Linked DNA regions of Homo sapiens: region 2 is linked to region 1. A link is a contact called in ENCODE Hi-C data. All regions are on one chromosome and are shown on one strand. Each heading gives the region's core, a stretch centred on a gene start or an enhancer-like site at or near the end of the contact. The rest is flanking DNA. Distances are from core to core; before and after follow the strand shown.

The links. Hi-C counts contacts between places; a loop is a spot of excess contacts on that map. Pooled maps may share reads with other maps.
Region 2: a map of MCF 10A shows a loop between it and region 1 (6-fold over the local background). The contact joins two enhancer-like sites. A Hi-C loop is called at or near these places in 3 of 168 maps with a recorded cell type or tissue (MCF 10A, dorsolateral prefrontal cortex and mammary epithelial cell) and 4 of 50 pooled maps.

Annotation. Positions count from the first base shown.
Region 1 is chr9:109,649,347-109,655,889 of GRCh38, reverse strand. It overlaps a transcript of PALM2AKAP2 not described here. Among named protein-coding and RNA genes, the nearest start is that of PALM2AKAP2-AS1, 120 kb to the left of the region's middle. Within about 2 kb of position 2,734, at least 2 of the 41 ENCODE cell types and tissues checked have a DNase peak (open chromatin) inside an H3K27ac peak, as active enhancers do.
Region 2 is chr9:109,465,589-109,472,131 of GRCh38, reverse strand. All of the region lies in intron 1 of PTPN3 (protein tyrosine phosphatase non-receptor type 3), which reads left to right. Among named protein-coding and RNA genes, the nearest start is that of PTPN3, 29 kb to the left of the region's middle. Within about 2 kb of position 3,076, at least 4 of the 41 ENCODE cell types and tissues checked have a DNase peak (open chromatin) inside an H3K27ac peak, as active enhancers do.

The DNA.
Region 1 (6,543 bases), core at 1,485-3,984:
TGGCAGCACTATTCATGATACCCAAAAGGGGGAAACAACCCAAATGTCCATCAATAGATGAATGAATAATAAAACGTGGTATAGCCATACAATGGAATATTATTCAGCCTTAAAAAGGAATAAAATTTTGACACAGGCTACAACAGGGATAAACCTTCAAAGCATTACACAAAGTGAAATTATCCAGACACAAAAGAATAAATAGTGTTTGATTCTACATATATGGGGCACCTAGAGTAGGCAGTTTCACAGAAACCAAAAGTAGAATGGGGGGTAGGGGGTGGGGAGAATAGGGAGATGATGTTTTATGGGTAGAGAGTTTCAGTCTGGGATGATGAAAAAGTTCTGGAAATGGTGATGATTGCACAACATGGTTAATGTACTTAATGCCACTGAATTATGCACTTATAAATGGTTACAATGGTAAATTTTATGCTATGTATATTTTACCACACACACAAAATACATATATATAGAGAGAAAGAGACCCTTTATCCATATTTTGTAAGATGGACTATATAAATCTCTGTTCCTTGTCACCCAGAGGGCCTATGGCTGCCCTTGAGCAATCTTTTTTTTTTTTTTTTTTTTGAGACCGAGTCTCGCTCTGTCGCCCAGCCTGGAGTGCAGTGGCCGATCTCGGCTCACGCGGTGCAAGCTCCACCTCCCAGGTTCATGCCATTCTCCTGCCTCAGCCTCCCGAGTAGCTGGGACTACAGGCGCCCGCCACCACACCCGGCTAATTTTTTTGTACTTTTAGTAGAGACATGGTGAAACCCTGAGACCATCAGCCAGGATGGTCTCAATCTCCTGACCTCGTGATCCACCTGCCTCGGCCTCCCAAAGTGCTGGGATTACAGGCGTGAGCCACCGCGCCCGGCCCCTGCCCTTGACCAATCTTAGGAAGCAGGAAAATGTGGGGAGAGAGTAACAAGTGCCAAAGCTTTTCCAGAAAATTGGGGATTTTGATCTTAGGAATCCTTTTCTAATTCCCAAGAGACGGTTGAATGGGGAAAGAAAAGAAAAACTACCAAAATAAGACACAGATAGGCACATCTGAAAGATGGCATTTTAGAAGGAGGCTTTAAAAAGCATGAAGTTTAATACATATACACACACACACACACACACACACACACCATACACATACATACAGGCACCTCTAATTTGTGTTATTCCAGGGTAGAACACTCCTCCTCTACTTGCACTGAAGTCATAGACACACCATCCTGATATAACAAAATGCTTTTAATTTCAAGATCTAAAGTAAAACTAACAGGAAAGCAAATTGTACAGCTGATGAAGGCTGGGAGTGAACATATTGAGTCCTTCAGAACTGTGCTTTAGCTCACCCAAATGTAATTAGGTTTGAAGAGCCATCATTTTACCAAGCAATCAAGAATCCATAACTGAACCTTGTTCTGTGCAGTCTAATTAACAAATATGCATTGTCTTTATAAAGCTTAGCTCCCATTACAATGAAAGAGTTTTGGAGATAATTCTCATCTCACATAAATGAAAACACAACTTACTAACATGTTTGAATTATCTTTTACAAAACAAGTTGCTTTTCCCTTGCTTTTAATAGTAAGGATCCCAGAGTTTATTGATCTTGTTCAGAAAATGGAATACCACGAGCTTCTTGGGCCTAACACATCATATTCATATTATATCCATATAATCATAACTAGAGATTTATACCAAGATATTATGGCTTACAGCCACATGAGGCCATAAACAATTAGATTCACTACTTTTAAAATATTAAAGGACTGACCAAAGAAGAATATTTTTAGGATATAAATTATTTATGACCACAAAATTTTCAAATCATATTTTAAAAGATAAGATTGCATTTATCTATCTCATATACACTTATTGGCTAACCCCTACCCCATTCTGATTTCCCAAAAAATAGAGACTTTGCCTATCCACATGTAACTGCTAAGTTGTGCCAATTAAAATGAAGAGCCAGGTTTTGCTCTGTGTGTTTACTTGTTCCACACACAGATTGTTGAACTCCAATTCATCATCAGACTCGCCTACTATGAGATTGTCTTAGGATGGGAAATGTAAAAGGATGAGGAACCCCACACCCACATCTTGTGTTATATAAAGCCCTGTGCTCTATATTTGCACTGAGAATGTTGCTACTCAGAGTGTGGTCTGCAGACCAGCAGCATCAGCATCACCTCCTGGGAAGCTTGTTGGGAACACAGGAACCCCCCAACTACACCCCCTATCTACAGAATCAGGATCTGCTTTTCAACATGACCCCAAATGATTCATATGCACATTGCAGTGGGAAAGATGCTGTCTTAGGAAATGAGACCTTATTATTAATGTCTTTGATTTTAAATGCTGCACCTCCCGCTCAGAAGCAAAGAAGTAAGAAAAGTATTGAAAGGATGGAGGACTTCAAAAGTGTTTCTGGACCAACTTATTTAACGTTTCTCTGGATGGCTCATAGGTGCAGTGGGACAACTTTTAATGCCTTTCAGAGGTTCAGAGGCTTTCGATGTGATCTCAGCAAACGTGACTAAAACCAAGTATCTACAAAGGGTTTAGCAGTGCCCACCAAATCTTCATATCGTTTTGTTTGTTCTGTTTTGGTTTTTGTGTTGTTTCCTTTTTGTTCTTTGTTTTTTGTTTCATTTTGTTTGTGATCCCACTTTGCACCATCATCTGAAAGCTGAGTTTCTGATTCCTCAAGGGGGCAGGCATTCTCCACAATGCTGCCTCACCCATGATCACGGAGGCAGCATTAGTCATAGTGCAAACTAAAAGAGTTGAAGGTTAAGTCGGTTATTCAAACTAGTTTTAATACAGGATTTGGGTTGCTAATTTTTTAAGTAAATGACTTAACCAGTTGTAAGATGACTAGTCCAAACATTAAAGATTTTTTTATGCTAAATTAATTTCAAGGGCTATGAAATAGGCTTGGATTTTGACCTCATCTTAGAATCCCTGGACTCCTAAAATTCATTTAGGCTCCTGCCCCAAGGCTATGTGCCTCTGACAGATAGTATTCCATCAAACCTTTCCTTTGAATAAACACTTGCCATGTTTTATTATAATTACCTGACCAACTATGTTTCTCATTAGATTGTGACCCCTATGAAGGCAAAGACAATGTCTTACTCCTATTTGTACCACAGATACCCATAAAAGTGTCTGGCACATACCAGGTACTTAATAATTATGAGTTGAATGAATTAATAAATAAACATGATTGACAGAGAAATTGAAGTATTAAAAGTAGGGCAAGCAGTCTAAACAACAACTGACTTTTCAAGTATGAGATATGTATTAGTCTGTTTTTGCATTGCTATAAAGAAATACTGGAGACTAGGTAATTTATAAGGAAAACAGATTTATTTGGCTCACAGTTCTGCAGACTGTTCAAGAAGCATAACACCAGCATCTGCTTCTGGTGAGGCCTCAGGAAGCTTCCACTCACGGCAGAAGGTGAAGGGGAGCAGGAGTGTCACATGGCAAGAGAGAGGGGAGGAGGTGCCAGGCTCTGTTAAACAGTCAGCTCTTGCATGAGCTAATTTATTACTTCAGGGAAGGTACCAAGCCATTCATGAGGGATCCACCCTCATGACTCAAACACTTCTCACTAGGCCCCACTGCCAACACTGGGGATCACATTTCAACATGAGATCTGGGTGGGAGGACAAATATCCAAACTATATCAAAATACTATATAAAAGTCAGTGGATTGTGATATATTTAATTTATAACCCATTTATTCAGAACTTGTGAAACACACATTTTCATTACACTATATTTTATGCTTTTGTACTATCTGTGAAAAAGATTACACATGATGGTATAGACTTAATTGACTTGGCAGTAATTTAGGTAGCATCCATTTATGTACTATTAATAGGTTAAATTATCACATTTTTAAATAGCACATCAAATACTATAAAGACCTATTTACAAAAACAGAATTTCGACCAGGAATGTTCCTTCCTATAATGAAGAGAAATGAGATTTCATTTCTTTAAATAAAATAAAATTTTGATTAAGCCTACTCATAACTGAGATTGGTCTTCCCTCTAAGGCATCAAATTTGGGGAATTTTTATTATAAGTTATATATAAGAAAATGACATCTTTCAGTGGGAAGTAAATGAGCACTTTGATATCTGTGGAATAGGAGTGTCTCCTTCTTAAATATTTGAGTGTGCACATAACAACACTCAATATCTCTTCCCTATATTGGAACCTTGAGGTCCAATGACCAGAATGTATGAACAAACAGAAATCACCAGATTCCATCCCGGCAATAAGAAGGGTTCTCATAAGACTTTCAGTGCTTCTATCCTCACATGCTGTGTGAGCTAGGATCCCAGCTGGAAGCAGATGGCATACTCCAACTGGATAATTGAAATAATCTTAATAAAGAGACTGCTTTACAAAGGCAAAGGCAGAGCTGACAGTAACCCACAGCAATGGTGAAGCACCCAGGGGCTAACAAAGTGATAAGGGAGCCATCGCCACATCAAGTCCCAGAGGAGCAAAGGAAGGAAGTGGCTACCAGCAGTGGGAGAGAGCTGTAGCTGTAGCAGTAGGAAGGGCTGCTGTGGCCTTCAGAAGAGGAAAGATGCCCTGGCCAACCCACTGCCCTGTAGGAAGAGAAACCATAGATTAAACCGTACACTGACCTCAATTTTCTCTCATCCATGGTTCTCCTGCTGGTGCCTTCCATTGAGCCAACTCAACAGGAAGTCAAAGAGTAAGAGAGGCAAGCTGAGGGAGTCCATAGAGGTCAGCCTCACAGGGCACAAAGCACAGCCTCATGAGGCACATAGGCAGGGAAGGGTAGAAAATGGATTTGAAGGATGAGATGGAGAACATCACCAGATACACCCTTTCCAAAATACTTCTACTGCAAAGTATTTATAATCTCATTCATGAACTCTTTTTTTGCCATACACATTCCTAAGAATTGAGAGAGAATAAAGATATATAATAACAACAGATTTGTTAATAACAATGACATTTGGTAGTTACTAATATTATTTTCGTAGAAACACAAGATTCATTGATTCATTAACTCAAAGATATGGTAAAGTCTTCTCTGTGCTTCCCTCAAAGCCGCTGAAATGAACTAAAAGAAGGAAAAATTGGAAGGAAAATTGTGTCTACTGTGAGGCTAGGTATGGTGGCTCACCTCTATAATCCCAGCACTTTGGGATGCTGAAGTGGGAGGATTGCTTAAGGCCAGGAATTTGAGACCAACTTGGACAACTTAGTGAGAGCCTATCTCTAATAAAAATGAAAATAATTTAAAAATTAGCCAGGCATGATGGTGTATGCCTATAGTCCCATCTACTTTGGGCCCTGCGGCAAGAAGATCTCTTGAGCCCAGGAATTCAAGGCTGCAGTGAGCTCTGATTGTGCTACTATGCTCCAGCCTAGGTGACAGAGCAAGTCTTCATCTCTAAAAAACAAATAAATAAATGAATAAATTGATCTACTATGAAACTAGCAAAGAGCTACAATTCTCAAATCACAAGCTATAAGAATTATCTGCCAAACAGAGTATAATTTTTATTAAATCAGTGGACAACCCTAAAAGGTGATATAGTCCTCTACAGATCTTAACTGGCTTTCAAATTTCTCTCTAAGTAAGGAGAGAGTACACAAAGGCCCAATGTTTGGTGGTGAGAACTGGCAAAACGTGGGGGACATCTGTGTGAAGGGGCTGGTTCCCTACCAGAGTGAACTGATGGAGAAAGTGACACCGATGGCACTACTGTGTGAATCCTTAATGTTTATTATCTGCAAAACCCGAAAACTGAAAACCTTAACATGGAGGAATCATCTCAAGGCAAGAGATGTAGGAAAATAGAAGGAAAAGAGCAATTACCTTTGTAGTCGATTTGCCCTGCCACTCTCTTCATAAATGCTAAACCAAGTCATCAAGTAGTGGTAAAGCACCAAAAATCTGTCTACCCTCCCGCAACTCACACACACTCAGTAAGCTGGGATATGTGATCTGTCTGAATGATCTGCTCACTCTCTACACAACTTTTTTGAACAGAAGATATTGCAGAGTTGTAAGAATTTTTTATGAGACAAAATATCCAATCCAAAGCTAATGTCTCCCCCAAATCACTGTCTCCATCCCCTCTACCTATTCTTGGGCAAATAGTAGGTTTGGATAGAATTACCTCTATTTGGAAATGGATAATAAATGCAAAGCCATTAACATGCATAGATTCTATATGCAGAGTTATTATTTTTATAAAAATGAGTTACCAGCAAATGGCAGATAAATACATTTCAGAAAAATAGCCCAAAAAATACAGATAATTTTCTGATAAACTACTCTCCATACATTCAAAAAAATTGGATACATGAACTCTTTATTTTAAAAAGTGCAAAATGTGCTAGCCAAGCCAGAAAATAAATTGAAGATAACCATAAAACCATTTCAGAAGTGAGCCCTACTTAGAAACTGCTGCTTAAAAAGAGAGTCAACTATCTACATGACAGACTTTTAAATGTAAGGAAACTCATAGGAACA
Region 2 (6,543 bases), core at 1,827-4,326, 180 kb after region 1:
AGTACTAATCCCAGCACTGACATATAGACTGGAAAATCTGTTACTTCATCAACAATGATTTAGGAAGCACTTCTCCCAGACCGAGTGATGGGACAGCTGCCAAGCTACAGAAACTCTATTTAGCTCTGGGAGGTGACTTGTAATGTAGACAGTAAAACTGACATAAGGATGCCCACCTAACAAAGACCCTGGCTGTAAGCATAGACAGGCAGAACCAAAAGGAACTCTGAAGATTGTCTGGTGGAAGATTTTCCACCGTGTGGCTCTCAGACCAGCTGCACCATTGCCATGAGGGTCAGGGGGTATTTATTTAAAATGCAACTTCAAGCTGGGTGCGTTGGTATACATTTGTAGTCCCAGCTTCTTAGGATGCCTGAGGCAGGAGGATTGCTTGAGCCCAGGAGTTTGAGGCCAGCCTGGGCAACATAATGAGTACCCTGTCTCTTTAAAAAAAAAAAAAGTGCCTTCCATATGACAAGTAAAACCAGGCATGATCCTGATTTGGATTGTGGATCGGGGAAGATAAATAAAGGACATCTTTGGAACAATTTGCAAAATTTTAGTATGGACTGGATATTAGATAAGTGCTTATCAGTTAAATTTCTTCAGTGTGATAATTGTACTGTGGTTATGAAATGCCCTTATTAGGGGGAGATACATGCTAAAATATTTCGAGATAAAGGGGCATGATCTCTGCAGCAAGTGGTTCAGAGAAAAGCCTGGTGTGTCTGTGTGTGTATACAGATGAGAGACATGGGAAATAAAGTGTATGTGGGCCGGGCACGATGGCTCACGCCTGTAATCCCAGCACTTTGGGAGGCCAAGGCAGGCAAATCACCTGAGGTCAGGAGTTCAAGACCAGCCTAGGCCAACATGGTGAAACACTGTCTCTACTAAAAATACAAAAATTAGTTGGGCGTGGTGGCACAGGCCTGTAGCCCCAGCTACTCGGGAGGCTGAGGCACAAGAATTGCTTCAGCCCAGGAGACGGAGGTTGCAGTGAGCTGAGATTGCGCCACTGCACTCCAGCCTGGGCAAGAGTGAGACTCCATCTCAAAAAAAAAAAAAAAGATGCGTATGTACCAAAATGTTAACAATTGAATCCAGGGCAAAAGGGTTACACAGGAGTTTGTTTTTCTTGCAACTTTTCTATAAGTCCAGAAAATTATTTTTTGTTTTACAATGCAGTTTCCTGGGCCCTTACTGAACCAAAATCTCTGTGGATGGTAACCAAGAATCTGCATTTTTAACAAGTCCCCAGATGATTCTTGTGTACGCTAGTTTTAAGTCACTGGTTAAAAAGAAAGTCTCATTTCAGTCACTATTTTTTTAATATCTTGATCAGTGAGCAGACATTCTTAGTTTGAGCTCATCTTAGTGCTTAATAAATGATAAATAAATCCCCACCCAAGTGTTTGTAAATTTTTTTTTTTTTTTGGATGAGGTCTCGCTCTGTTGCCCAGGCTGCAGAGCAGTGGTGCGGTCATAGCTCCCTGCAGCCTTGACCTCCTGGGCTCAAGCGATTCTCCCACCTCAGCCTCCCAAATACCTAGGACTACAGACAGGTGCCACCACATGCAGCTAATTTTTTTTTTTTTTTGTAGATATGATGGTCTCACTAGTAAATTTTATCTTTAGAAGGGAATACCCCACTTACTTCAGAGGAGTTTAAGGAACAGTTAGGCCTGGCTTTAAAACAGACTGGAATGAGAAGCTGTCCTCTTTGAGGTACCAACAGCAGTAGGAAAGCATGGTTTCTGTCTTCCTAAAGGCGTGAGCAATGCGAGTGATTGTTGCTTGTTGGGGCCATGGTTGGCCCCACAAAGAACTCGATACCACATAATGCAACCCAGCATCTGTGTGTCTACAGTGACGAGAGAGAACAACGCTGGTACTATATTAGCTGCTAAATGAATGAAGCATGTGTCTGCAATACGTTAAATATTGGCATTTGACGAGAAGTGCACTTAATTTGATGAATCATTGTCTAGGGTGGCTGATAGTACATGTACTTTTCCATGCTAGAAATGCCCTTCTCTAGATCGGTCATCTGTTGGAGCTCAGAAATAGCTAAAAGGAAAAAAAAAAAGTAGAGGGAAGAAGGCGCTTTCCTGAGTTCATAGGGAAGAATTGGGAAAAGGGGACTGCGCCACGGAGAAGGGCTTCTATACTGCAAAAAGGATTTTTGAAATAAGCTGAACTGGAAGTGATAAGCAAGAAAGAGCAGAGCTGTCCCTGTTTCCCTTGAATGCCAGCGTAGGAGGTGGCATGTCTTCCTCTGATCGCCACTAGGTGGTGGCATTGGGCTAGGCCAGCTTGATGTAGGTTGATTACTGTAGTGAGCCACCCATGATTCATTTATACAGGTTACTTACAAATTGGGTATTTATAAATCAAGACTGTTTTCTTATTCTCCTCCTTTTTTTCAACGGAACTCATATTCTTCAATTAGAGGCCTAAGTCCCTTACTTTAAAAAATAAGAATATGGAATACTTTGCCATTTATTTATTTGAGATAAGAGTCTCACTCTGTCGCTCAGGCTGGAGTGCAATGGCGCGATCTTGGCTCATTGCAATCTCTGCTTCCCGGGTTCGAGCGATTTTCCTGACTCAGCCTCCCAAGTAGCTGAGATAACAGGCGTGCCCCACCACACCCAGCTAATTTTTGTATTTTTAGTAGAGACGGGGTTTCACCATGTTGGCCAGGCTGGTATCACACTCCTGACCTCAGGTGATCTGCCCACCTGGGCCTCCCAAAGTGCTGGGAATACAGGCGTGAGCCACTGCGCCGGCCTCTTTATTTAAAATTATAATAGTGGAGTTGGGTTTGCTCTGTCATTTGCATGTGTTCCTCTCCCTTCTTTGTGTCTATGGTTCATTGGCTTGCGAAAGAACAGTTTCCCAGATCCGAATGTAGACAGACCCTTTGGAAATAAAGCGGCGGCATTACCCTTTCGTTGTCTCAGGCTTCAGGGCAGCCAGGGAGGAGCCCTAGTAGCAGCCCTGTTACCCAACCCTGACTCCCAGGGCTCTGGTGTCTCATGGGCCCAGGGTGTGGCAATTTGTGCCAGCATGCTACTGCTTCTGGTTCCCCTGAGTTTGTAGAGCAGCTCAAAGATGTATCACATATCTATCACAACTATCTTTTAACTCTAGCAAGCTGTCTTTATTAAAGTGGATACATAAAACTTTAAGAAATGGAACATTCATATATCTGTAAGTCGTTTGAAATCAGGATTGCCCTACAAAATCTGGAATCTGTAGACAGCACCCAATGGCATTAGAAGTTTAACGTTAATAAAATGCCTTTCATTGAGTGCCTGGTATGTGTCCCACATGTGCTAGGCACTTTCCATGTGCAACTCTAACTCTCATGGTCTTTATTGTGCCCCTACTGTTTACAAAGTGAGGTGTTGCCTCTTGCTGTATTTTCCAAGTATAATCTTTGATTAAAAACTGTATTCACAGCCGGGCGCGGTGGCTCACGCCTGTAATCCCAGCACTTTGGGAGGCCGAGGTGGGCGGATCACGAGGTCAGGAGATCGAGACCATCCTGGCTAACATGGTGAAACCCTGTCTCTACTAAAAATACAAAAAATTAGCCGGGCGTGGTGGCGGGCGCCTGTAGTCCCACCTGCTCAGGAGGCTGAGGCAGGAGAATGGCGTGAACCCGGGAGGAGGAGCTTGCAGTGAGCCGAGATCACGCCACTGTACTCCAGCCTGGGGGACAGAGCAAGACTCTGTCTCAAAAAAACAAACAAACAAACAAAAAAAAAAACTGTATCCACAATAGAGCTTCGTTTGCTATTGTTTAAAACATTCTAAAGCTATAATGGATTTTTAAACTCATGCAAAGAACAAGCTTGGCTTCCATATTATAAAATGCATCAGCAGCAGCTGTAATCATTTGTGTCAGAGAGGCCAGCATGTTCCTGGTTGGGTTGTGGCTTTGTTTAGAATTAAGAGGCTTATAAAGGAAGCCATAGAAACCCTGAGTTCCCCAATTGCTGTAGTACAGGAAACAGGGCAGTTAGTCAGCATCCATTGTCCCGACCAGATTGTTTAAGATGTAATTTCAAGACAATCTGAAAATACCACATGGCTCAATTATTGGGTTATTCAACATCAGGCTCATTCTTACCAAGGTTTGCTTTAGGAACCATTGTAGGAAGATTTCTGCAGCTTTCATAAAATACCTATTTATGACATTGTCATTAGGTTTCAAGCCCTTTATGTAACAATCAGAGATGGGTGTGAGAAAGGGAAGTCTGTCTCTCCTGGGTTGCTGGTGGGCTTTATTTTGTCAGCTAGCTGTGTGACTGTGCTGGACAGCATCATTGCTAACCACGGTGAAATGAATAAGTCCCAGCGGCACCCACGCCAGCACGAGCAGGAGCTGCTCAGGTGAAGTCTGGAAATCAGTGTCCACCATTGGAGCATCAGCCCATGTGACTTTCATTTGGAGGCACCTGTTTCAAATCTTAGTTTTTTTCTGCCTGGGGTCATTGTGTGACTATCTCTGCTTTAGCTGTTCCACAGAACAACTGCCCACCTCTTATCACACACAGTGAATTCATCCACATAGTGCATGGCTTAGATTCCGCAGAGCCTGTATTCTAAGGCCATCCATCCAAAACACACCCTGAGGTTCCCTGGAAACCCACTCCTTTAGTCCTCGTCTTCCTGGCTGTTACTTTGAGGGCTCCCAAAGGGAATGTGATCCTGCGCCACACCTGAGGATGCTGAATCACCACTGGGGGTGCGGGGACAGGCAGGTTTTAAAAGCTCCTCAGGTGATTCTGATGTGCACCTCCCACTAAAACCAACTTGAAATGGTTCTATTGTGTCTTTTGAAAAAAAAAAATGTAACCCACCTGAGATTCTTAGACAAGAACTAAAAAATAAAATTGACATTTTAAAGTCAATGTGGTTAAAGCATTATGGAACACATTTGTTGTCTTTTGATAACTTTTTGTATTACTCAGAAAATGCATCCCTGCTTCTGATGACATTTTCATTGGAAAGGGCAAGGCGGAGGTGGTGGGGTGGGTGGAATTTTATAAGCGACTGAATAAGTTCCTTTGCACTGCTGGTCCCAGGAAGTTTTTTTTTTATTAGTATTTCAGACTCTCTATCCTTATCTAAGGAAGAAGGGAGGTTTGCTTGGAGCTCCTTAAATATAATGATATGAGACCAAGTGCTTCTCTTCCTGGATGTACTTTCTGCACAGCTTTCATCATTGCGGTTTCTCTTTCTACACCTAACCGGTGCCCCCTGTCATTCCCTGAAGCTTGTTTCTTAGTCCTCCAATCTGCTTTGGCCACATCCGTCTAAGAGCTGAGTCACCTACTACTCCTTGGTACTGACTCCCAAATCTTTTCTCTAGCCATGCCCTGACATTAGGCGCTACTTTTCCAATTACCCGTGACTTGCGTCTGCCAGAATGGACCCTGGCAGCAGCAGCTTGGTCATCACCTGGGAGACAAGATGCAGACTCTTGGGTCCTATCAAGACCTACTTGAATCAGAGTCTGCATTTTAACAAGATCCCCAAGCACTCTGTATGCACACTGCAGTGTGAGAAGCACTGGTCTATGGGACATCTGTCTCCCCTCCCCTCTGCATTCCTTCTTTCTTTTCTTGCTTGCTTTCATTTTTTAAGAGATAGAGTCTTGCTGTGTTGCCCAGGCTGGGCTCTAATGCCTGGGCTCAAACAGTCCTCCCACCTTGGCCTCCAGAGTAGCTGGGACTACAGGTGCACACTACCGTAGCTAGCTACATTCTACTTAGACCCTCCCCCATTTTTCTCTGTCAAATTTGTCTATCCTGTTGTATTGCTATACGGTATTGTTGTACTGCAGTACTGCTATATAGTCTATGTTATATAGACTATAAAATTTAGCTTCATTTTCTATTTCATTCTTCCTTCCATTCATTCGGACATTTACTAACTCTACCAGACCTAGGTTTGGAGGTACAATGAGCAAAAGCAGACCTAGCCTTGTGGGGCTTCGCATCTAGTGGGAGAAGCAGATATTAAATACACATCATGAGTTCTAAGTGTGAAATGAGGGTAAGCACTAGTGAGTGAACTCTGTCACACAAATCTGTGACTGGTTAGGGAGACCAGGGAAGGCTTCCCAGAGGAAGTGATGCTTGTGCTGAGCACTGACGATGAACTGGAGTTAATCAGATGAAGAGGAGCAGAAAGAGCTTTGCAAGCAGAAGGAATAGCCTATGCAGAGGCCCAGCTCATCAGAGAAAGTTTGTGGAGAATTAATAAAAAAAAGTTAACTTACTCTCAGGCCCTTCATCTTTATTTGCTCTTCCACCCAACACTGTCAGAGTTATATCTTCACCGTTCCCTGAGCCAATTTGATTTGTAGAATTACTTCACATATTCTTTTTTTTTTTTTTTTTTTTTTTGAGACAGAGTTTTGTTCTTTTTGCCCAGGGAGTGCAATGGCGAGATCTCAGCTCACTGCAGCCTCCGCCTCCTGGGTTCAAGTGATTCTCCTGCCTCAGCCTCTGGAGTAGCTGGGAT